3 separate regions of the Homo sapiens genome follow, and all the other regions are linked to region 3. The links are chromatin loops, found by intact Hi-C in ENCODE. Cell type or tissue: HepG2. All regions are shown on one strand. Each heading gives the region's core, and the rest is flanking DNA. Links, peaks and the distances in the headings are about the cores only.

The links. A loop is a pair of places that touch in the nucleus more often than their neighbours do. Peaks named below come from ENCODE experiments on the same cell type or tissue, not always from the same donor. Only the 100,000 strongest peaks of a DNase experiment are listed, where the experiment ranks them.
Region 1: it touches region 3 in a loop (12-fold over the local background); 2 of 110 quality-filtered maps call a loop at or near these places.
Region 2: a loop joins it to region 3, with 2.2 times the contacts of the local background. A loop is called at or near these places in 2 of 110 quality-filtered maps.

What each region holds. Positions count from the first base shown.
Region 1 is chr7:13,039,694-13,047,976 of GRCh38, reverse strand. LOC105375158 (a long non-coding RNA gene) reads right to left here. Exons shown (of 3, transcript XR_927044.3): 2 at 4,405-4,511. Among named protein-coding and RNA genes, the nearest start is that of ARL4A, 360 kb to the right of the region's middle. In HepG2, for the core only: no CTCF peak of the experiment used is centred there; a DNase peak (open chromatin) is centred at 5,166.
Region 2 is chr7:12,939,524-12,947,806 of GRCh38, reverse strand. The region is part of intron 1 of LOC105375158 (a long non-coding RNA gene); the gene reads right to left. Among named protein-coding and RNA genes, the nearest start is that of ARL4A, 260 kb to the right of the region's middle. In HepG2, for the core only: no CTCF peak of the experiment used is centred there; DNase peaks (open chromatin) are centred at 4,966 and 6,086; H3K4me3 peaks cover 1,615 bases.
Region 3 is chr7:12,635,399-12,643,681 of GRCh38, reverse strand. SCIN (scinderin) reads right to left here. Exons shown (of 16, transcript NM_001112706.3): 10 at 7,547-7,637; 11 at 3,165-3,335. Among named protein-coding and RNA genes, the nearest start is that of ARL4A, 48 kb to the left of the region's middle. RefSeq lists a silencer at 3,024-3,318. In HepG2, for the core only: a CTCF peak has its summit at 4,634 (motif pointing left); DNase peaks (open chromatin) are centred at 3,191 and 4,641; H3K4me3 peaks cover 494 bases.

The DNA of each region.
Region 1 (8,283 bases), core at 2,056-7,055, 400 kb before region 3:
CTCCTAAACAGAGGGAAATGGCAAAACAAAATGCAATATTACTTACAGAGACTTCACTCTCTCCCTTTCATTTGGCTTTCAGCATATTCTAAGACAAATACTGTTACCATCCATTGAATTTTTCTTTCACAAAACATCACAATTAAAAACTACATACGAGAGTTAAATTAAGAATCAAGTCAGTCAACAAAAAAAAAAACTATTTATTTATATAGGTCTATTCATACAGATAGATTTTATATGTGTATATGTATAAACAAATAAACATACATGAGGATCTATATAAAATTATATACCATCACCCAATGCAGAAACTCACTCATTAAATAAGTAAATAACATCAGCCTGAGACTGACGTTAAAGTGACAATTGTTTTTAATATCCAAATATCTTTTCAGTACCTCATCAGGATCTCCTAGGCAAAAGCTGTGAGACAGATGATGCCTGGACATGAAATTTTAAAAACCAGGGTGAGAGCCAGAAGTTACCATGCTGAACATGCTAGAGGGAAGAATAGCCACAGAGAAGGTGATGATGGCATTTCTAATACCATAGCAAGCTAAGTTTAAGAATTTTCTTCTATGCTTTATCTTAAAGTCCTTTATTTACTAGGTATATCTATCTTTAGGGAAGTGGTTGTCAAACAATGGCAATATTGTCTGGGGACATTTTCTTTGTCACGACTTGGGGGTAGGGATAAACAGAGTAGTTGCTACTGGCCTCTAGTGGGTGGTGGCCAGAGATGCTGTTAAATACCCCACAATGCACAGCACAGCCGTGTAAAACAAAGAATTATCTGGTTCACATTGTCTATAGTGTCGGTGTTGAGAAATAGAGCCCTAGCTCAAGGATAACAAAAAGTTTCAATCCTACGTCACTGTAATCTGTAAGAAAGGTTTTGAGGCTATTTCTAACTATGAAGAAAATAATGTTGGTATTTTCATGATATCTGACATGGGTAAAGGATCAAGATAGGAGGAATATTTTACATTTATAGCCTGGGTTCTGTATATCTAAGAGTTCTAATTGCTTTTCATGCATCCAATGACTAAGAACCTAAGAGCTTACTATTTGAAATAATTCCTCATCTTCTGTTTACTCATTCTTCCCTATGTGTCTTGGCAAAGAAAATTTACTTGCGAGTGGTCAAAAATGTGTGGATTTTTTTTGAGTTTGGAGGTGTTTTGTTTGTCTCTGAGCCTACAAGAGTCCTGCATCATAACCTATTTTCATTCTGATTTCCATGAGCCATCTTTTACATGTATTCATAAACATCTGAAATTCTACCACTATTGTTCACTGTACAATGTGATATAGCAATGAAAATGACACATTTGAAATTGTAACAAAAAATCATTAGGCTCAATGTCTTATTTTATATGTTAGATCACTACTGGTGGTTTAGATGTTTCACATGCTAGAAACAAGACAGAAATTGACACGGTCAAGTTTAGCCATTTCTAAAAAGTATTTTCTAGATTATACTTATTTACACATAGAATATAATGCAGTTTCTTTACCAATCATAGAGCATAACATATTTAAAACTATCCAAAAATAACACCCTGGTGATGACGTCCAAAGTCTAATATGTTTACTTTCCTGAAGCAGCAAGCAACAAAAACACGTTTTTCAGAAAATGATATAACATATGTCAAGATGGGCTGGTAATTATCATCAGCTTTTATGTTTAATGGTGATAGGATGTTATTACAGCCGTCATTATCTACCAGTGTCTTATAATCAAGTTTAAACATAGTCTCAGGGTAGCAGAGCCCAACTCTGTGATTTAGCAACAGGGAAAAAAGTGCACTTCATGAAAGGTTTTAAACATACCAAAGAAGAAAACAAAGTCACTTACACAGAGTTACAACTAATGCTCACTTCTTCCTGGGTTTCTCTCCCTGGCCTTAATGCCTGCAGAAAAGCAGTCTCTTTGTAGTGTTTACACGTATCATCACTTCTATGATTATGAGATCATTTTTTCTCCTCAAATTTTTTCAGTGATTTTTCTGTGTCTCAGAATAAAGCAAACATCCTTATAATGGTCAATAAGGTCCTGCATAATCCAGCCATTCACTGACTTAATCGACATGTTTCATTCTTGCCTATTACTCTGTTTTAGCTTCACTGGCCTCCTTGCAATTCCTCTAAAAGAGTAAACATGCTCCTGCCTCACGAACTTTAATTTCGTCCAGTCTTGGTCACCCTCTCTCTTCCCTCCCTGCATCATTTTTCTCCATGGCGTATATTCTCTTTCCTGTCATGCTTCCTCCTATGTAGTCTGAATAAATTTTGCATTAATCGGAAACTTTTTACCTTACGTATTTTCACACCATTGCATATAGTGTACTTAAATACCGTTACTGACATCTGAATGATCTAATCTGAAATAAATCTAAGCCATTATTTAATCACAAATCATTCTTATTTTCTTAATTTCCCTTATGCACATAAACTTTCATGAGTTTCCATAAAATGCAATTTTTTAATGTCAGCTGAAATAAAGAGTATACAGTAATTCAACAATCACATGAGGGTAAACATGAATGACTTTGTTGTTATTCTGCCTTTCCTCTCTTTGAGTTGCTTTTTAATTATTAAATAAAGAAAATGAATTTATTTTGTGGATATTTATATTTCCAGCACCTTGCACCGTGCCTGGCACATATTGGATAATTAATGAATGTTAGTTACATTAAACAATGTGTAATTTAGTAATATAATTACTTAATAATTAGTAATTTTAATTAGTAATAGGATAATTTCTAAATCCATCTTTCAAACCATGCACTCTATAATTTTTTGTCTTTCCCTAGTTTCAAAAATATGTAAATATTAAAACAAGCTAATTCCTATGATCTTTCTGTTTTCAAAGGCATACTGATTAACTTTTTCACTTTCCAGTTAAATTCATTCTTTACAATGATGTCAACATCTACATATCTCTTAAAATGATATGTGTTCTCATTGACATCACATAAATATACTACAAATTTTCCGAACTTGGGGACTAATCTTTTAAATAAAATTCTATGCCAAAGAAAAAGCCAGCGTTTCTCTGAGTTTCTAAAATTTAAAAAGGGCATTCAACCAATTTTAATTTTAGAGTTACACATTCTGAGGCTGTGACAAGTTTAACTTAATATTTCACATTTTGGTCTAAACTGTGTTGTTTTGTAAATTGTAGTAGATTCACAGGGCTGCTGTAACAAAGTAACACAAACCGGGTGATTTAAAATTACAGAAATTTATTGTCTCACAGTTCTGAAGACTAGAAGTCCAAAATCAAGGTATCAGCAGGACTGTGCTCCCTATGAAACTTGCAGGGGAAAAATCTCCCTTGTCTCTTCCTAGCTCCTTATGGTTTCTGGCAATCGGTGTTCCTTGGCTTGCAGCTCCCATCTCTGCCTCTGTTGTCACATGGAGCTCTCCCCTTGTGTGTCTCTGTGTCTTTTTCTCATAAAAATACCAGTCCTGTTGGATAACAGAACCACCCTACCCGAGTATGACCTCATCTTAACTAATTATATGTGCAATGACCTCATTTACAAATAAGGTATCATTCTGAAATACTGGGAATTTCAATATATCTTTTTTGAAGACACAAATCCATAGTATAATCATTTTCCTAAAGATGGTAAAAATTGTAAGTCAAGACTTCAGACGTTAGTAAGAGCATTTCATTGATTCTTGCAGTAAAACGTGTTTGATAACAAGACAGGAGAAAGGTATTCCAGACTATTCCCATGGCACGTATGTTTAAAGCCACAGTGTTGTACAATTCATGGTGAATCTGAGGAATTATGTTTTGAAATAAATGAGGCAGAAAAACTGGTTTCAAAAATAATAGAAAATAATGCCTACAGAAAAATCCAAATAATAAATATAGAATTAGTAAATTTGTTTTAAATCACCATTAAATACCACAGTAATAATTATTGCAGTGAAGATTCACTGATTAATGCTAAAAATTAGTGAATAAAACTTTAAGAAGAAATAGATATTTACAGAAGAGTCTCAAATACCTCCCTTAAATCATTTATTCATTACCACGTGGTTTTGACACAACTTTAAACTTTGATATTCCTTCCTCCTTCCAGGTGATATAGCATAATTCTCTCTCCATTAACTGTGGGCTGAACTTAGTAACCTACTTCTAATGAACTAAGTATGGAGAGGGAAAAACTGTAAAGCTTACGGTAGAGAAACCTGACAGACACTGCCTTACAATCAAAAGATCAAGGTGAACGTCACCAGTCATAAGTCATGTTGATATCATGTACCCCTATACTATGTGATGAGAAGGGCACCTGGCCTCTGTGATATTCTTCCCCAAATTCCACAACCCGAGTCTAATCATAAGAAAACCCCAGTTAAGGTACATTCTGCAAAATACCTGACCTGTACTCTTCAAAAGTGTCAATGTCTTCCACGACTGAGATACGTTCATATATTGCCAACCAAGGAGACATGACAACGAAATACAACATGGACCTGTGAATTCAATCCTGCAACAGAAAATGGAAACCAATGGGAAAACTGTTGAAATCCAAATAGAGTCTAAAAATCCTACAAATGTTAATTTTTAAATTCTGTGGTTATATGAGATGTTACACAGGGGAAGAAATGTGAGAAATACACAAGAACTGTCTGTGCTGTCTTTGCAACTGCCCTGTAAATCTCAAATTATTTCTGAATCAGAGGTTCTTAAAAAAAAATAAAAGAATGGAACAACAATTTTAGTAACATTAGTATAAGTAAGGGAATCCTCTCCCCCAAAACTAGTGAAAACCTGGGAAAAAATGTAATATCAATTTCAGGGCTCTAGCATTTGACCAATGGGAAAGCACACATTGAGAAGTGTTTACACATACAAAGCTGCTAGATCTCTGGCTAATAACAATGGGAATCTACAGTCCCATCCTTGCTGGGCAGCATACAGCACAGGCAGAAGGTATAATCCAACTGTGAGCAGAGTGTAAAACCAAATGTCTAGTAGTGTTGTCAGTGAAAGTAACAAGTTCAGTAGGAAACAAATAGTAAAACCTGTATCTCTGCAACCATGAGGTTACTGTCCCAATTGGGACAAGCAATGCATGATCCAGAAATGTAACAGGGACACCCTGTAAATAAGAAAGCCATAGAAAGAGTAGGTAAGCACACATTCCTGGCTGACTCAGAAATTACACATATTTGCAGGAGAGATCCAAGGGCCTGGCAGAAAGTAAAAGCTGAAACAGACTTTAAAGTTGCTTGAATTTTGAATGTTTTTCTTTTACCTATACACAATTACATTGTCAAATAGAAGCCTCATAGGTTTGAGGCATTTGACTGTAAGTTCTGCCCAAACCATTGGTTAATCACATAGCAGTGCCTACAAGGAAATGACCCCTGGAAATCAGGAATTAAAAAAGAAGAAAAATATTGTAAAGAGATATAAATAGCTGAATACCATGGCAAGACAGATCCCACAGTTTAAGTACAGGCACAAACAAAATCACAAAATAAAATAATATCCAAAAACCTTTAGAAAAAGCAATCAAAATCCAGTCTTACTATAGTATATCACATAAAATTGTCCAGCTTTGACCAGAAACTTAGGAGTGATGTGGAAATGCATATTTGAAAAGCATATGGAATAAATTAGTCAATAGAAAGTGATTTTGAGTGGACCCTATGTTGGATTAAGCAAAGATTGCTACAAAATAGTTACAAAGTAGCTATTACAAATACATTTCAAAAATTAAGAAAAACTACGTTAAAATGAGTAAAGGATAATATGCTGACAACGATTCAAGAAATAGGAAAATTCGATGGACAAACAGAACATATAAACAATAAACAAACAGAGAATCCAGGATAGAAAAGTGTAACATTTAAAATAATCCACAGGCTGGGTTTTTTTGTGAGACAGAGTCTCGCTCTGTCGCCCAGGCTGGAGTGCAGTGGCGCGATCTCGGCTCACTGCAACCTCCCACTGCCGGGTTCAAGCGATTCTCTCACCTCCGCCTCCTGAGTAGCTGGGACTACAGGCGCACGTCACCATGCCAGGCTAATTTTTTCTATTTTTAGTAGAGATGGGGTTTCACCAGGCTGGCCAGGCTCATCCTGAACTCCTGACCTAGTGATCCGCCCACCTCGGCCTCACAAAGTGCTGGGATTACAGGCATAAGCCACCGCACCCGGCAGGCTGGTCTTAAATACAGTTATGAGGTAGCCGAATGAACCGTCTTCCATTTATGATTCACAGTTCTTTGAAAGCAGGTGCCAAGTACTTGCTTCATATTAAGCTTAATTTTTATCCCTCTTTGCATTTACAAAGAAAGTGGCAGAGGACATAATAACAAAATGAGACTACACACACATGCACACACACAGACACACACACGCACACAGACACACACACACATACAGTGACAATGACAACCATCACGAACTAAAAACAGAAATCTGAAGGCTATAAATAGGTTAAGGAGAGATGTGGCATGTGGCAGAGACAGACAATAGTGACCAATATTGATTACAAAGTTTTTAAAAATCATATGTCTTAACGTATTAAACACTACATAAAGTTTTTCATGACTTTTTTTTTTAAAAAATATTTTACTGAAACAAAAAAATAGTGAGGATCAAGGTGAGAATTTCTGGCCACGTAATATATAAAAGTTACATAATAAGAGATTTGCCACAAACAAACTTCCCTTGTTTTATCACTATGTAGTATGTGGACCTAACTGTGTCTTGACTGCAATTAAATGAATTAAAATAAGCCAACATATAGGTGAATTAAATTTTTCATCACAATACTTGTAAAAAAAACTTTTCTATGTCAGATGCTAACACCTAAAGAATGTGAAAATCTGAGTTGCAATGTTTTTTATTTCATTTTGCTTTTGTATTGTTTTCTTTGCCCTCTATTTTGAATTCTAAAATTTCAAAATAACTTTTGATGATACAATTGATTTTTCTCTCTAGTTTGTTGTAAGACTAACTTAATAACACCCCTTGCTATGAAATCAATTTAAACTTATTGCGCAGTGTTATATTAATAAAGAAATGTCAGTTTTGCCTTAATTATTTCTTTTCTTTTATTTTTATTTATTTATTTATTTTTTTGAAACAGAGTTTTGCTCTTGTTGCCCAGGCTGGAGTGCACTGGCGCTACCTCAGCTCACCACAACCTCCGCCTCCCGGGTTCAAGTGATTCTCCTGCCTCAGCCTCCCAAGTAGCTGGGATTACAGGCACGTGCCACCACGCCCAGCTAATTTTGTACTTGTAGTAGAGACGGGGTTTCTCCATGTTGGTCAGACTGGTCTCGAACTCCCGACCTCAGGTGATCTGCCCACCTCAGCCTCCCAAAGTGCTGGGATTACAGGCGTGAGCCACCACACCTGGCTGCCTTAATTATTTCTATATTAACTTTTAGTTTGATACTTTGTCTCCTTCTAGAATTGGTTTGCTGTATTGTTGTTTTCTATCTATTTTTGTGGTTGCTGAATATCTCATTTTGATTTGCATGTCAACAAAGAGAGAGTCCAAATTCTTTTTTTCATCTCTTATCTTGAAATCTTGCAGTAAATGAAAGATATGTTGATGTGAATTTGGCTTTAACCTAGACAACCAGAACTATGGTTGTCTAGGTCAAAACACAGACACATGTTCTCCATAAATTCTCACAGGTTAAAGTAATCTTACATAAAATCTCACAGGTTAAAATTATTTCATGTGGCACAGACAAGCTGATGTTTGCTTTATTTTCCTTCTACAAATGAAACCACTGCAACTTGGGCAAATGCTAAGATAGCAGGCAAGAGTGGTATTGTTCCATTAGACTTATTTTGTTTTCATTCTAAACAATATATCAGATGTGAGTAGCAGACAGGCTCACAGATTAGGTGAATGAAAGGACACATTATCAGCAAAGGTAGATATGAAATGAAGCATTTTTATCTAAACATCATTTAAGAGGAGAGTTCAGTATCTCAAATTTAATTTCTTTTCTTTTAATGAATCTGTAATCATTTTAGAAAATAGTACTGGTCAAAGAATAAAACAGAGACATGAAATACACCAATTGTGCATCATCATTACTTCAAATTATAATCACCATGTAGTGGATCTGGCTCTCAATTTATTTCTCAGTTGTGTAAGAAATAAAACTTAATTTTATAAAATTATTTTAGTTCTTAAACCCATATCCACTACTGGAGTGGTAAAAATCTAATCTCAGTCAATCTTGGATTCCCCATTTTCCCAGGTCAGTTCTAAATTCCAGGATC
Region 2 (8,283 bases), core at 2,056-7,055, 300 kb before region 3:
AAAATATGGATATGTGAACAAACGAAAAGCCAAGAAAGAGTTCCACATGTCTAAAAACGTTATTGGAGGGATAACATTCATAGCAGCATTATACGAATGCAAAATCCTGAAAACAAAGCTAATGTCCATAGACATGGAAATGAGTAAGCATATTTTGGTATCATTCATGCAATACAATTTTAAAGAACACTGAAAATTAGTGAACTACAACTTTCCTTATCACATAGAAGACTCTTATAAAAATAATGTGTAAAAAACGTATGACAACATAACACATATTACTACTGTATTTATGTAAATTTCTAAAAAAATTGCAAAACTGAAAAATATTGACAAAATTATTTTAAAAATAAGAGGATAATTAACTTCTAAAGGATAGTGGCAGGGTAGAGAGATTAAAGATGAATGTACCTGTCACTTCAAAATTTCCTTAAACAGGATTTTGGATTAGTAGTACAATACATACTTACATGTACATTATTTATTATTGAGTATGTATGTCATGTTTAATTTCCAGAAATATAAACTCTAATAACATCCCTATGTTTGTAAAACAAGAGAATTAAAAGGATTATTTTAAAGATAATAACTAATGGAAACAGAGTAACTAAATAGCAATTCGGAAAGAAAACTTGGAAATGTATCTTGAAAATCAAACCAAATACACCCCAGGTAGAGTTAAAAGTTCAAGAAAAATTTTGAAGGTCAGAGAAATTTACAGGCTGTTTATCATATCTGGAAACAAATTATTATTTTGTCAGCAAAAGAAAAAACTGTATAAAGACATCACTGACAGATTAAAATAAGTTAATATTTTAAATATCTGTACCCTGCAAGAGGCCGGGCACAGTGACTCACACCTGTAATCCCAGCACTTTGGGAGGCCGAGGCGGATCACAAGGTCAGGAGATCGAGACCATCCTGGCTAACACAGTGAAACCCCGTCTCTACTAAAAAAATTTAAAAAAATTAGCCAGGCATGGTGGCAGGCGCCTGCAGTCTCAGCTACTCGGGAGGCTGAGGCAGGAGAATGGCATGAACCTGGGAGGCGGAGGTTGCAGTAAGCAGAGACCGCGCCACTGCACTCCAGCCTGGGTGACAGAGGGAGACTCCGTCTCAAAAAAAAAAAAAAAAAAAAAAAAAAAAAAAAAAATCTGTACCCTGCAAGAAAATAAAAAGGCAATGAAAATTATTCAACTAAGATAAAGCTAAAATATATTAAGACTTCTTAAATTTAAAATAATCCTTAAATGCTCTAACTGGTAAATGATTGGAGAATCTTACAGAAACATGAAATTATTATTATTATTATTATCACTATTTTGAGACTGAGTCTCATTCTTGTCGCCCAGCCTGGAGTGCAATGGTGCGATCTCAATTCCCTGCAACACCCACCTCCCTGGTTCAAGCGATTTTCCTGCCTCAGCCTCCTGAGTAGCTGGGATTACAGGTGCCCCCCTGGCTAATTTTTTTGTGAGAAACATGAAATTATTTAGGGATACCTACACAATTGCTTCTTTATAGAATTCACCACTCCTGAGTTTTAACTTTCCCAAGGATACTGGTCTTCCAAAGGAATTTTAAAAACAAATTAAAGAACCACACTAGGAGTAAATAAACGTATAATTTTTGCATTATCTTACTTACGTGGCTTCAGATTTTATCTACCCATAAGAAGAAAAACACAGTAAATACTAACTGGCTTCTTGCCATGAATCCAGTGGCAAAGCAGGCACATTATTTTGCATATTATGTTTACTTTTATTACATTTCTCTTGGCAATAGAAAATATTCTTGTGAAAGAGGATGACCACAAAGACCATTTGAAGTACATGATATATAAAATAAGTCTTTCCAAACTTATACCATTAAATTGGATTATCAAAAAAAAATTATGATAGTTGTTGAGAATAAATCTCCAGTTTTTATATCAGAATTGTGAACTACCCAGAAAACATTTTAGCCTTAGATAAGAAAAATTATAGAAGTTTATAGAATTAAACAAGTTCCTAAAATAGAAATATAAATTTAAGTTAACCACAAAAAATACATTTTATTTCTCTACGATGACTCAAAAGGGGTATTTACATGTGTAAAAATGTATCTTTGTGATTGAAAAGATTATGTGAATTCACTTTCTTCACTGATGTAGGTACAGAATACACTTAATACCAAATAATTATTTTAGATATGTATTTTAATGTCATATCAACAATTTATTTTCCTGAATCTAGTAAGTCAAACTATTAAACTGCCCTCTAAAAATTATTTCATAGTACATTTACACTATTTGAATAATTGAAAGATCAATTTACATATGACTAACCTAAATTGTCCAATGAAGTATTATTTTTATGAATTTTGCTAATCACACAGATGAGACTATTTGATGGGATTAATTATTTGATCTCAGATATACTTAAAAATGAAGGAGATTCTCTGGAAGAAAATTTTCCTACATTTTTATATTATTTCCCTCCCATTGTTATAAGTAGGCTATTGGTTCTATGCATGCTCCATAAGTGGATGTACTGCTGTATATGAATGTGTTATGGCTGGGGTGAAGAGAATTTAGAAGTAAGCTAAACTTGCCAGGCCAAGTCCAAGGATCTAGGCGGAATAAATAAAGTCCTGTGGACAAAGGATACACTTAAAAGTCAGTGTGTGAATTGTGAAACATTCCTGGGAAGATGAATCTTGAGTTTTGGCTCTAAAGATCAGTGTGGTTATTTTCATTCACTGACCAAAGATAGTCTAGGCAAAAAGGTAACGTGTGGAATAGAAGGGAAGGCATTCAAGAAGTTCAATACAAATTAGTCAATATAAAATTGATGACAGAGAATCCACGCATAGATTAGATTTTAAAATGCCTAAAGGAAGAGACACAATCAGCATTAGGAAAATATTTTCTTAGAAAGCAAAGCCCATGACCACTAGGCTTGAGTGAGAGGAAAAAAATATTATACAAAAGTGGGGAAATTCCTGGAAGAATTTTAGAATATTAAAAAAAAGTTTGGTTGGGCGCCGTGGCTCACATCTGTAATCTCAGCACTTTGGGAGGCCGAGGCAGGTGGATCACAAGGTCAGGAGATTGAGACCATCCTGGCTAACACGGTGAAATCCTATCTCTACTAAAAATACAAAAAATTAGCCAGGCGTGGTGGCGGGCACCTGTAGTCCCAGCTACTCGGGAGGCTGAGGCAGGAGAATGGCATGAACCCAGGAGGCGGAGCTGGCAGTGAGCCGAGATCGCGCCACTGCCCTCCAGCCTGGGTGACAGAACGAGACTCTGTCTCAAAACAAAAAAAAAAAAAAAAAAGTTTATCAGAGAGAATACGGTGAGAGGAAATTGGCATGCCAACCAAGATTCTGGCACAGGCATACAGAAGTAAAAATCTGGGTGCAATATTGAAGTTGGGGATTGAACCTCAAGAATACAGACAGAAAAAAACCCTGTCCAATCATAATTCGGGAGCTAGTCTAAATGACAAAGGTAAAGGTAAAATATAGATAATCAGGCTAAAACTCCTTGAAAACCCCTCCTGCTTATATTAAGATTATTACTGAAGACAACAGTGAGTATGTAAAAATTTGGGAATATCCACAAATGTTGGGAAAAGAAGAGCTAACCAGTGTTGGTAATTTAGCAGAAACTATAGCTAGGTCTTAAGAACCAAATCTACATTGTTACTCGTAACATGGAAACTTCATTTATTTATGCACTATGCATTTTGTTCTATGAATGATCAAGGCTTTCACAGAGCAGTGGGTGAGTCAGAAGCAAACCAACAAACAATGGTATATGATCAAGGCTTTATTTCATTCGAAGGATGAGTGCAGGTAGGAGGCCTAACCACAGGTGGGAATGTTTCTCTGAGAAGGTAATGTTCCTGCTGCTGGAAAAGAGGTATTTGGTAAGGAAGGGAGTTAGATAAGACAGGTAAAGGGGACAGCACAGTAAAAAATGTGTGAAAATATTGCAAAATCACAAAGCTGTAATACAGTGTGAAATAAGAAAATTTATTTTAATTTAGGCATTTGAAGTCTAATCCTCCCTCCATTTTACCCAAGATCATCTACAACAAAAATAAACAACTGACTTGGTGTCTTAGAGCAGTCACTTTTCTACTGTCTGGATTTCCTTAGTGATAAAACAGGTATAACATCTATCATATTTATCTAGTGGAATGTCAATATCTAATGGAATGTAAGGTTCAGGAGATAGATAGATATGCTGTGTTAGTTCATTCTCACACTGCTATAAAGAAATACCCAAGACTAGATAATTTGTAAAGGAAGAAGGCTTAATTTACTCACAGCTCTGTATGGCCGGAGAGGCCTCAGGAAACTTACAATCATGGTGGAAGGAGAGGAAAAGCAAAAGCACATCTTACATGGTGGCAGATGAGAGATAAGAGAGTGTGAGGGTGCAGGAAAAACTGCCACTTATAAGACCATCAGATCTCATGAGAATTCTCTCACTATCACAAGAACAGCATGGGAAAAACCACCCCTATAATCCAATTACTTCCCCAGTTCCACATGTGGGTATTACAGGTCCCTCTTTTGACATGTGGAGATTACAATTTGAAATGATATTTAGGTGGGAACAGAGACAAACTATATATCATATACATGATATATATGACATACATATATATGGCATATATGTCAAATGTAAAACCCCAAGCCATTTTTATAAGGCTGCTTGGTATCTAGTATATAGGCACATATAGAATTCTTCACGCTATCCCCCACAAAGACAGTGGGTGGATGGGAATCTAAGGTAACCTATTTCCAGCCAAGTCCAAGATAGGGTAATAAATGTCCTGGAACTACCCAGGTGGCAGCTATTTCTGACCACTGAAGACTTGGAATACATATCTGCTTATCTGTTTTGTGGTCTTTATTCCAAGTCCAACTCTCTCGTTAAGGTCTAGGTTAATTATTGCCTGAGCCAAAACAAGCTGGCAAAGCAAAAAATCCAGCTGAAGAAATCCAAACAAGCTATTGTTGACATAGCTAACATCATGTCTGCCTTGAAATTTTTATAGGGCTTAACTACTTGCCAAGCACTTTCGCCTACAATAATTCACTTATCCTTGCACTCATCCTGTAAAGTGAGAAAAACAGATGTCACTGTCCCATCTTAAAGGTGAACACAGCAGACTCTGCATTAAGTGACTTGTGCAAGGTCAAGTTACGAGGAAGGCTAGAACTTAATTATTGTTTAAGTAAAAAGGCAGTGTTTTTTCTTACTGTGACCTACATTCTATCTAAAGGCCACCTAAATCACGAAAGAAGGAATGTACCTGTTTAAAATGCCACATTCCTTTCTAAGTTCACTTAAACTTCTACATTCCTCCATTGGAGAAGTAGTTCATTTCAAAATATTTAAAGTGGTTAAAAATAGCTTTTTTGTCAAAAACCACTTAGTGTTTATTAACAAATGGTTATTAACGTGTGTAACAGTTATAAAAGTGTGGCTGGATGCTCACTTTTAAAAGAGAGGGGTATTTTATGTTTGTATATGCTTAACCAACTAGTCTAGTACATGATATAGGCAGAGAGAAAGATTTGGATCCCAGCCAATAATTGGCACTGAATTATAAAACCCTAAGAGAACAAGAGAGTGAAAATTTCATATAAATCTGTCTGTTTTGAATCAAATTGGATAAGAACTCATATCCTAGTTGACATATTTATAAACATATTTTCTAAAATATTTAAGTATCTTGAGAAGGAGGCATGCTGTATAAAACCTGAAAACCTTTATCTGGCTCTTTTTGTCTCATTGATATTATCCATGTTCTTAAGCAGATAAAGTCATTCTGGCTTCTGGAATATCCCTACAGGAATAAACGGGGATATCTCAAGATGTCAAGATTTTGGTGGATTGTACATGAGTAGATAACTCGTATTTTCAAATCGTTCTTAGAAGAGCCCACAGGCAAATAACTCTTCGAATCGTACAAAGATATTTAAGTCAGTTTCACATAGGATGAACTGTACAGACTTGTCGAGTTCCCGGCTGAGTTTTCACGTGTCCTTCATTAAGTACATGGATCAGCCTGAAAGGAAGTCAGGTTCTGCTTGTGCAATCTAGTGTGTTTATACCTTTCTGTTTGACAAGGAGGCTTTTTGTTGTCTAACTCTGCCTGTTCACACAAGTGAAGGACAGATATAATCTCAAACTCATATACCTAGCAGAAAAAGAAAATAAAATTGAAATCTACGTATGCAGAGTTTGATTTCCTACCTTGTTTTTTTTTGTTTTTTTGTTTTGTTTTTTTTTTTTCAGGTAACTCCCAGATGTTCTCTCATTTAACAGAAATTGTAAAGGCAATTATAAATATGTCTATTCATTAAGAGCATCAACATATTTAATGATATTGGTGCATTCACCAGTTATATTTATATTGTGCTTTTCTTCAGTTTTCCAAATATTTTGAAATATTATAAAATTAATAATGTACATTAAAGAAACTTAGAAATATAGGTAGGAGAATAAATCACCCCAGTCTCATCACTCACCTGGTCATGCTGACATTTTAGAAACTTTTCAGACTTTTCTCCTATGTAAATATATCATCATTTTCATCATATCGTAGATAACCTTAACATATTTTTTAATCTTATATGCATTTCTTCCGTGTATTCATTTGTTTCCTCACTCTTTCATTTATTGCACTCAGAAATGTATATTAGGCACATAACACAGATTAGTACTCTGCTAGATGCTGGAGATTAAACAAGGAAAAATGTAGTTCTCATGTTCATGGAGAACATGCCCAGGGAAAATAAAGACTTGTGCATTAGAACTTTCCAAACAGTTTGATAAGTGCTGGAATAAAAAACTATATTATAAAAGCACGTAGGCAGAGTTCCTCCTGGTAGGGGAAAAGCATGTGTAAAGGACTAAAGACAAGAGAGGGCATGACTTCAGAAAACTGAAAATAAATTCAATATAACTGGAACATAAAGTTTAAGTTGAGGGGATACAGGCAACAGAAATGACTAGAAATGCAGCTGTGCCAGATCACTCTTATATTCATTTAGCAAATATTTACTGAGCATCTACCTAGTGCCAGGCACCTGGGATAGACTGATGAACAGAGTACAAGCACAATTTCTATCCTCACAGATCTTGCGGAAAAATGCAAATGACCAAAGCCTTCAGTGATGGCCCAGACTTAGCCAGATAACTGAGGAGTAAGGAATGAAGAGTCAGAAGGAGAAAGAAATGTTGAGAGGCTTCTAAACCATGTTAAAGAGTTAGGTTCCATCATGAGAGTTTTAGGGTTTTAAGTAAAGAAATTAAATACTCAAATTCTCATTAGAGAAAGATTTGCGATGAAGAGATTGGATCAGAAGAGCAAGACTACTGGCTTGTGAGTGATAAAGTGGTTGCATTGGTCCAGATGAAGAAAACAGACACTCAGCTAGGGCTGTGCATTGGGTTGGACCTAGCCAGATACCTAGAATAAAGATTCAATAGTACCTGTAAGTAACAGAATAGAGACAGAAAGAAGAAAATTATGAGTAATACTCACCCTAATTGAAGATAATGGCCATTTTCGTTCCAAGATGGCCAAAAAGGAACAGCTCCAGTCTATAGCTCCCAGCGTTAGCAACACAGAAGATGGGTGATTTCTGCTTTTCCAACTGAGGTACCGGGTTCATTGGACTGGTTGGACAGTGGGTGCAGCCCACAGAGTGTGAGCTGAAGCAGGGCAGGGCATCACCTCACCTGGGAAGCACAGGGAGTCAGGGAATGCCCTTTCCTAGCCAAGGGAAGCCATAACAGACAGTACCTGGAAAATTGTGACATTCCCCCCCTAATACTGCGCTTTTCCAACAGTCTTAGCAAACGGCACACCAGGAGATTATATCCCGTGCATGGCTTGGCGGGTCCCACGCCCATGGAGCCTTGGTCACTGGTAGCACAGCAGTCTGAAATCTAACTGCGAGGCGGCAGTGAGGCTGAGGGAGGGGTGTCCGCCATTGCTGAGGCTTGAGTAGGTAAACAAAGTGGCCGGGAAGGTCGAATTGGGTGGAGTCCACCGCAGCTAATGAGGCCTGCCTGCCTCTGTAGACTCCATCTCTGAGGGCAGGGCATAGCTGAACAAAAGGCAGCGGAAACTTCTGCAGACTTAAATGTCCCTGTGTGACAGCGTTGAAGAGACCAGTGGTTCTCAAAGCACGGAGTTTGAGAACTGAGAAAGGACAGACTGTCTCCTGAAGTTGGTCCCTGACCCCCGAGTAGCTTAACTGGGAAACACC
Region 3 (8,283 bases), core at 2,225-7,224:
CTTGGCCAACCACACTGAACTGCCAGGATGAAGGCAGCCATGATGTGGAGAGTTGAATTTCACCAGGTTTGTCAGGAGCCTGTTGAAGGAGAGAACACTAGAGGTGGAAGGAATGGCTGTTGGAAGTTTTAAAGGAATGTCCAGGAATTGGGAACATTCAGGAAAATAGTTAAAGTCCTCTCCCAGCAGGAATGAGGCCTCACAGAACAAGCTCAAAGGAATCTATCAGATGTGATTATGGAGAATTACAGGAACCAAGTCTGGCTTCCAGGGCTTCCAATTTCTAATACAAACATCTCATTATGGGTACAGAGGAAAGAGCCCGGATGATGGATAGAAGCTGACAAGAGACCTGTGCCCAGACTGGTGTGAGATCAGGAAATGAGATCTAAAACAGAATCTTTATAAAGCCTTAGCCTGCCGGGAGATGAAGACAGAAAGACCTGTAAAATGATCTTGACTGGTGCATTTCAGAGAGGTTGGGAATGTGAAAGCTGGTTTGAGAGGCTGCAAGAAAATAAAGAGATGCACAGAAAGCAGCTGATGAGGTCTCACAAAGGAATGTCCACTGGGGAAGAGATCAGAATGTAACAATGGTGCATTTTGGTTGACTTTCCCATCTGAAATCAACTGAGAATGCCCGTAGATAATGTATGCTTAAATGTCATTTTGATAGTTTTTAAATGTCAAAAAAATAGTCATAATTAAACACAGAAGAATCCGTGCACAGAAGGTTCTGGATGAGATCAATACATATGGTAGCATTTAAACCATATGACTGAATGAGACCACAGTGAAGGGGCCAAGGCCGAGACTTGGAGCGCTCAAGAACTTAGAGGTCAAACAGAAGAGGAAAACGCAGCAAACTAGCCCGAGAGGAGTGGCCGATAGATTAGGAAGAAACCATTGTAAGTGTGGGGATACATTCACCTAGTGAAAAAAGAATTGCTCAATAAAACTGGAAAGGCTGACTGGCAAATGCTAGTGGGAGGTTGAGAAAAATGAGATCAGAAAAGTGACCTTTGTTTGTGGCATGTGGCAGGTCACTGGCAAACTAGATAAAAACCATTTCAGTGGACTAGTGGGATGGATACCTGATTGAGGTGGCTTTAGAGAGAACTGGCTTTAAAAAGTAGAGATGGTGAGTGAGTGAAAACACTCAAGACAAACCTTTCAATGATATGTGCTCTTAAGAAGGACAGAGAAATGATGCAGTAGCTGGAGAAGGTCATGGTCAAGGTCAAGACACAGTTTTTAAAGAAATGACAGGAGGTTTCTGTTACAGCCATCTTTGTAGTTCAAAGTGAATGATTCCAGATAGAAAAATAAATTGATAATACAGAATGAAAGGAGATTACTGCCTGCAATCATGATGAAATAGAAATGGAATAAATGCACGGGAAAGACAGAAATCCAGGAGATTCCTTAGGAAAGCAAAAGAGGGAAGGATCCGGACAGAAGTTGGTGGCCAGATGGGTGGGGGAGGAATTGGGCCTTAGATAGGAGCAATAGTCTATGTAATAAACATTTAATAAATTATTTATTGATATATCACTGTACACAAATATATTATTTATTGCTAATTTATGGATAATAGTATATATATAATACATATAGTATATAATATTCACTTACAAGACACTTCATCATATGGAAATTCCTAATATAAAATATTAACTTAAAAAATAAATAAAAATTTGATATTTATTTCATAAAAGAGGAGGGAAAGAGAATATATACACAGATGCAGACAAATTGATAAAGTTGCAGGGGAGTAGATAAGGAGATTTATGCCTGATTTATCTTCTCTGTGAACTCTGAATCAAAGTTATCAGTAGAGAGAAGGGGGTGCTGGGGATCTGGGGAGAAAGGAGGACATGAAGCATGGGGTGTGAAGGAGGCAGCGGGTTCATGGATTCAGCTATAGGCCTGGAGAATTGCCAGAATGTGCATTCTGGAGTAAAGGAGCCAAAGGACAGGAGAGAGTTGTCAGAGATTAGATGACTGAAACAGATTTCTGAGGAGCTATAGTTATTGCAAATGGCAAAATTTAGTATAGGACCATGTGAGTGTGAGATGAAATGCGGTCAAGGAAAAGACTGCTGGAAGAGAGAAGCCGGAGAGATGGAAATAGTGAGATAATGGCTGAAGTCATCAAAGAAGAGGAGGACTGGCAGTTCAGTCTATGAAAGCACAAGAGGTCTAGAGGACGGAAAGTCTGATATAAAAGAGAGAGGCAAGATAAAATCAAAGAGGTAAGGGTGAGCAGGGAGGGAACTTGTCCAGCCCCATCCCTGAGGCCATGGTGAGTGGGTCTTGGGAAAACACAAGTTCCACTTGAGAGGGCTGCCAGGGAATCTGTCCTCAGAGGACAGTCGTAGAGAAATCAGGTGCAGGGAGAGGGAGGCTTAGAGAAGAAGTTGCAGGTGGAGGGATGAGATGACCAACCCAAGTTTAAGGGGTCTGCTGATTGACTTGTATGGAGGGCAAGTTTGAGGGACAGCTCCAGGCTTGATATGCAGAGCATGCCAGGCAGCGTAAGGGTGATGTGGAAGACCTGGATTTCAATGGTGACTGGGGTGACAGGATTGTCCTAAGGTGAAAGCACTTAGCCATTTAAAAACCTGGGCAGGCTGGCCTTGTCTATACCTGGAGGTCTTCTTATCTTATGGCACCATGGCATGGGGTTTGATCCCAGCTGCTGTCAGAAACAGCTCATGGGGCCAGTTCAGTTATGGTTCTGGTCCAGTGTGGTGGGACATGCCTCCCATATTTGTTACACTTGGGCAAACGAGGGCCTTCCCTCTCAAATGTCTCCAGTGTGATCAGTCACCTGACCATCACCCATGATCTATCCACCTAAGGCCTTTCAAGATGGAGCTTAAGCAGCCTCACGCTTTTGACAGCTAATTTGTGACAGTATTCTTAAAAATTTATCTGTTTGGGTTCAATGTAATTGAAAATTGCGAAAGGCCTGGTATCTGGAGTTTTACTTTTTACTCAACTCTCCTGCTTTAAATGTTTTTAAAATTTTGAACAGTGGATTAATTATAGGAATGAAGGGAGTTTATTTGCCAAGTTTTTAAAGTCTAATATTTGCTGATGGCTCAGGTCCATTGGGAAGTCCATAACTAGGGCATGTTTTATGGAATGCATGACATTACCTCCACAATTCTGGTGATAGATGCCAGGTTTCTCCGGACTTGAAAGAGGCGTGTAGGGGGAGCAGGTGCCTGACCTCCTTTCTTTGATGTTCCATTCTTGTAAATAATGAGCGGTTTGTCTTTGAACAAACTCAGTAGGTGAACAGGCTCTTTGCCTTGGGAGACTCGGATCTGATGGGGGAGAGGGGGAATAAAAGAAATATAATTAAGAGTGCTGTGAAAGAAGGTTTTAGTTCCAAATGTGTTCTTATGTTGTCTTTTTGAAAATAAAACAAAAAATAAAAAGTCAAGAGCAGGAGGAATGATGATTAACAGAACATATAGGTTAATGATAATTAATTTTCCCTGTTGACTTGAGAATCTTTTGTTATCGCAGGCACGGTGTCCATGAGTAGTTTCTTGTCAGGGGAAACATCACCATGCTCCAATACTTTCTGTTTTTGAAAAGTATGAAGATGTAAGTCTGTTCATCTACATCTCCGAAAGAGAAAAGGTGCTGGTGTCTGCGACCTTATGTGAAAATCACTCTTCTTTCAAGGGCACCAGTAACACTTACAGATATTTACAGAGGTACTAGAATCTCACGTGTTTTGGATCTGGTTCAGAAGGTTAAGAGATGTGCATTCAAATGCTTCACAACATAAGATGACCCCAAATCATACCCATTATTTCTATATCTCTGTATTTGTAAAATAAAAAAATTACACACACACACAAAGATTGCTATGCAAGCACTAAAAATGGGCAAAAATAAACAGAATATGTTTTCTACTTTTTAACTTACCTATAGAAATGTAATAGTAGATATGCTCAATATAAGAAACTTTAAAAAATACAATATAAAGACTTTTCAGGATGAGGAAATTGAAAAAAAAAGGGAAATTATTTTCTTGATTTTATTTATTAGCCCCAAATATTGGATTAGAATTTCCTATTTCTCACACAAACTATTGATGCATTTACATAAAGAGTTCAAATTTCATGTCAGTCTCCCATTGTTTTCATTTGTTCTGCCCTGTGCTAAAATTGAACTGTCTCACTTCCCCTGGTTTGTCTTTTTCTAGAAGCCAGGTGAATGGGAATGCTGATGCATGTACTCATTACATGCATATACATACCTGCATATAGGGAGGCCGAAAGGCATTGAAAATAATTGACTTCATAAATATATTTCAATTAGTAGGCATTCAAATAAGTGAGCAGCAAATTATGGAAACGTTTTGTCAGTTATAGTCTCACAAATACCTAAAACTGTTAGCTTAGCATTTCATATAACATGGAGAAAACTTTAATTGCCAACATGAGAGAAAGAGAAACACTGATTAAGGCCCATCCCTTACTGTCAAAGGAGAATAAGAAAGAAAAAAGGCTGATTAAAATATGTTCAATATGGTTAATATATTCTACAAAGGAGCGTTGAAAACCGCAATACTTTAGTTTTTTCATGCATTATTGTAAGCTACTGCCATCTAGTGATTAAACTAAAAATTACCATTTTGTTGTCAATTTAGGATTCAACCGGCTAACAATTCATGGTAACTCATTAATCGAGTGCATCAAATATAGTACTATGAAATATGAAATATGTAAGACAATGCATGTCTTCATAGTTTTTTAATAGTTTGGTAAGTAATACCTTAAAGATCAACTAAATTCCATAGAATTGAGTGCATTTAAAGAATTCAGTCATTTCATTAATTTATTGATTAAAAGTAGCAAGTTAACTTATTTTTAAAAAGTTAACATGCGCCTTTAAATTTAGATTTAACTTGATTTTTGTATCTACTAACTTGTATCAAGATGGAAAGGAGACCAGCTGGAAGACCAACTTCAGCCTTCACATCTTATACTTTATGTTCTGAAGTGTCTAACTTGCCTCTCTCTATTTAATTATTACATTAAAATAAGCAATTACACACTTACAAAGATTTGAAAACAAGACAGAAAAACCCTTTTGTACCATATAGAGTCTTAGCTCCCTTGACATCAGGAATGAGGAAGTTAAACAGGCACAACCATGTAAAGGGAGTGTTTAATGCTGCTGTATCAGAAACATCACTGCATTGGCCAAGTAAGCACCTGCTTTCAGTTTGAACTCTAATCTGTAAGATGCTTTTCCCACCAGATGGGAGCAGATGGCTTCTCAGAAACTGGCCAAAGACAACAGGCAGGCAGAAAACAGGCAGCAGTGTGTGCAGCTCCAGCTAGGAAGACACAGGGAATGAGAGAGAGGGAGAGAGATAGTTCCAGCTAGCTGTAGGAAAAAGGAACAAGAAAGTACTCTCTCACAGAATGAACGAGAAAGCAGACGGACACATTGGGGCACACTAGAGGAAAATAGGGTCTTCTTGAAGTCTGTATGTCAGTTATACAGTAAGGGAATCTAAAAAACAAAGACCCAAAAACTTTTTCATGGTAACTAATAAGCGTCCTGAAACAAGTAGCAGATACTCCACCATAAATATAAAAGGAGGAGCAGTTGAACTTAGGAGAGTACAGAAGATTGAACCAGGCTAGAAACAGCAGTCTCTTAGACACAGTGAGGAGATCTAGAACTAGACATTGATATCGTCTGATATTGTATAACATTTAAAGTTTTATAATAAATAAAACAGCATATTATCTCTTCCTGTCCCTTTTTCTCTATCTTAATCTGTCTCTAGATAGAGATAGCTAAGATAGATAAGTTAGATAGATAGATATACTAAAAAGTTGACTCATTTATAATTACATGAAATTTTCATTTTGAATTTGGATTCAGTCATTCTCGACAAGTAATTTTTTATTTCAGAAATACCCAAGTAAAAAAATACATCTCTCCTCCCTCTCAATCTCTCCTCCCTCTCACACTATCCTCTCCCTTGCCCTTCCTCTTCTCTCCTCCTTCTTACTTGTCTCATTTCTTCCTCCATGATTTCCCTCTCTTCTCTTCCCCCTCCTCTCCTCCTTACTTGTCTCATTTCTTCCTCCATGATTTCCCTCTCTTCTCTTCCCTCTCCTCTCCTCCTATCCCTTTTCTTTCCCCTTTCTCCCTGTCTTTTCTCTTTGTCCCTCCCATTTCTGTTCATCCTTTCTCCCTCTCCACCACTTCCTCCCTCACTTTTGGGTGTTGGACTTTGTTTCAGTAAAGATTCTGGTACCTAAAAGGGAAATATAAGGACCCATGCTATTTTATCAAGATTTATTTCTGTTTACTTGTGCAAAACATAACTTACGCATGTTTACGATTTGAGAGTGTAAGAAAATGCATCTTTTTTTAACCTATTAATTCGAATTGTTAATCTGTGCTTGTTCTGCACTGTTGTATTTATTTCTCATTGTTGCTGTAACAAATTACTATGATTTAGTGGCTTAAAACAACACAAATTTATCATCTTACAGTTTTGGAGGTCATAAGTCTGAAATGAGTTATGGGGCTAATTTAGTAACTGGGCTAAAATCTGGAATAACAATTTAGTCACAGGGCTAAAATCAAGCTATTGCAGGGCTATAGTCCTTTCCAGAGGCTCTAGGAATCAATCTATTCCTTGCTTTTTCTGGCTTCTAGAGGTTGCCCATATTCCTTTGCTGGGGACTCTCTTCCACCTTCTTTTTTTTTAATTTTATTTTTTAATTGATTAATAATAATTGTAGATATTCATGGGGTACATACAATGTATAGTGATCAAATTAGGGTAACTAGCATAACATCATCTCAAATATTTATCATTTCTTTGTGTTGGGAATGTTCGATATCCTCGTTCTAGCAATTTGCAACTACATAATATGTAATTGTTCCTTCTATCCTCAAAGCTAGCAATCGCTGGTTGAGTCTTTCCCATGCTGCATCCCTCTGACTCTGTCTGGCTTCTGTTTTACTTACAAGGACCCTGGTGATTACGCTAGGCCCACCCAGTAATCCCAGATAATCTCCCTAGTTTAAGATCTGCTGATGAACAACCATAACTCCATCTCCGACCTTAATTCTCCTTTGCTTTGTAACATATCACACTCACAGGTCCTGAGGATTAGGACATGAACACCTTGGGGGCATTATTCTGCCTACTGTATCTGTTGAACAACAGCTGGAAACAGTAATACAGATAAAACCGTTTTAATGTCAAGAGGCTATCATTGACATAGGGTGTGATTCTATTGGGAAGATTCTTTTGGAATCTTACACCTGTTGATAGATTTTTGTTGTTTTTGTTTGCTACCTCCTTTCCAGAATCTGAGATAACTAATTTGAAATGAGAGTAGGAATATTTGAATTTCAAAATGAAAACACAGTTCATATCAAGAAAATGTCAAATTTCTATCCCAACTTGGGAGGGAGCTATAGCTATCCATTGAGCTAGCAAGACTTTAACTTGTGTGAGTTTTGGGGGTAAAAATATCCCAACCTGCACAGCCTGTCCTCCAAGGGACCGATCCAACTGAACAGTCAGGAACGCAGATGTTGTCAGCTCATCTCGTGTGGCATTTGCTCCTTGCCTAGAGGAATGAAAGTGAAACGAATTAGCTTGCCTTTAAGTTTTAAGATCGTCACATGTAGGCATTGCAAGCAGAGACAAGTTATTATGAAAGATCAAGAAGAAGCGAACTGTTTTAACATGATACAAGCTGTTAAGCTATTGTTTTTGTCAAGGTATCTAACATTTAATTGTCCTATGTGTTGTCTAGAACTGTATATGGTAGGCATTTTTATCTCCATGTTAAAGAAATTGAGCTTTTGCTTCTTACATAATTTAGCTAAGTAATTGGGTTCACCTGATTTTAAGTTGGAGCTGCCTGCTTTTTAGAAAACACCTCTACAGTGAAAAATAATCCATCTGAGATGAAAATACGAGCCAAACTTATTAGGTTGAATGTTAGGGGCATTTTGTCTTTCTTGCCTTTTTTTTTTTTTTTTTTTTTTTTTTTTTTTGAGACGGAGTCCTGCACTGTCGCCCGGGCTGGAGTGCAATGGTGTGGTCTTGGCTCACTGCAACCTCCACCTCCCGGCTTCAAGCGATTCTCCTGCCTCAGCCTCCCAAGTACCTGGGATTACAGGCGCCTGCCACCACACCGGGCTAATTTTTTGTATTTTTAGTAGAGATGGGGGTGTCACTATGTTGGCCAGGCTGGTTTCAAACTCCTG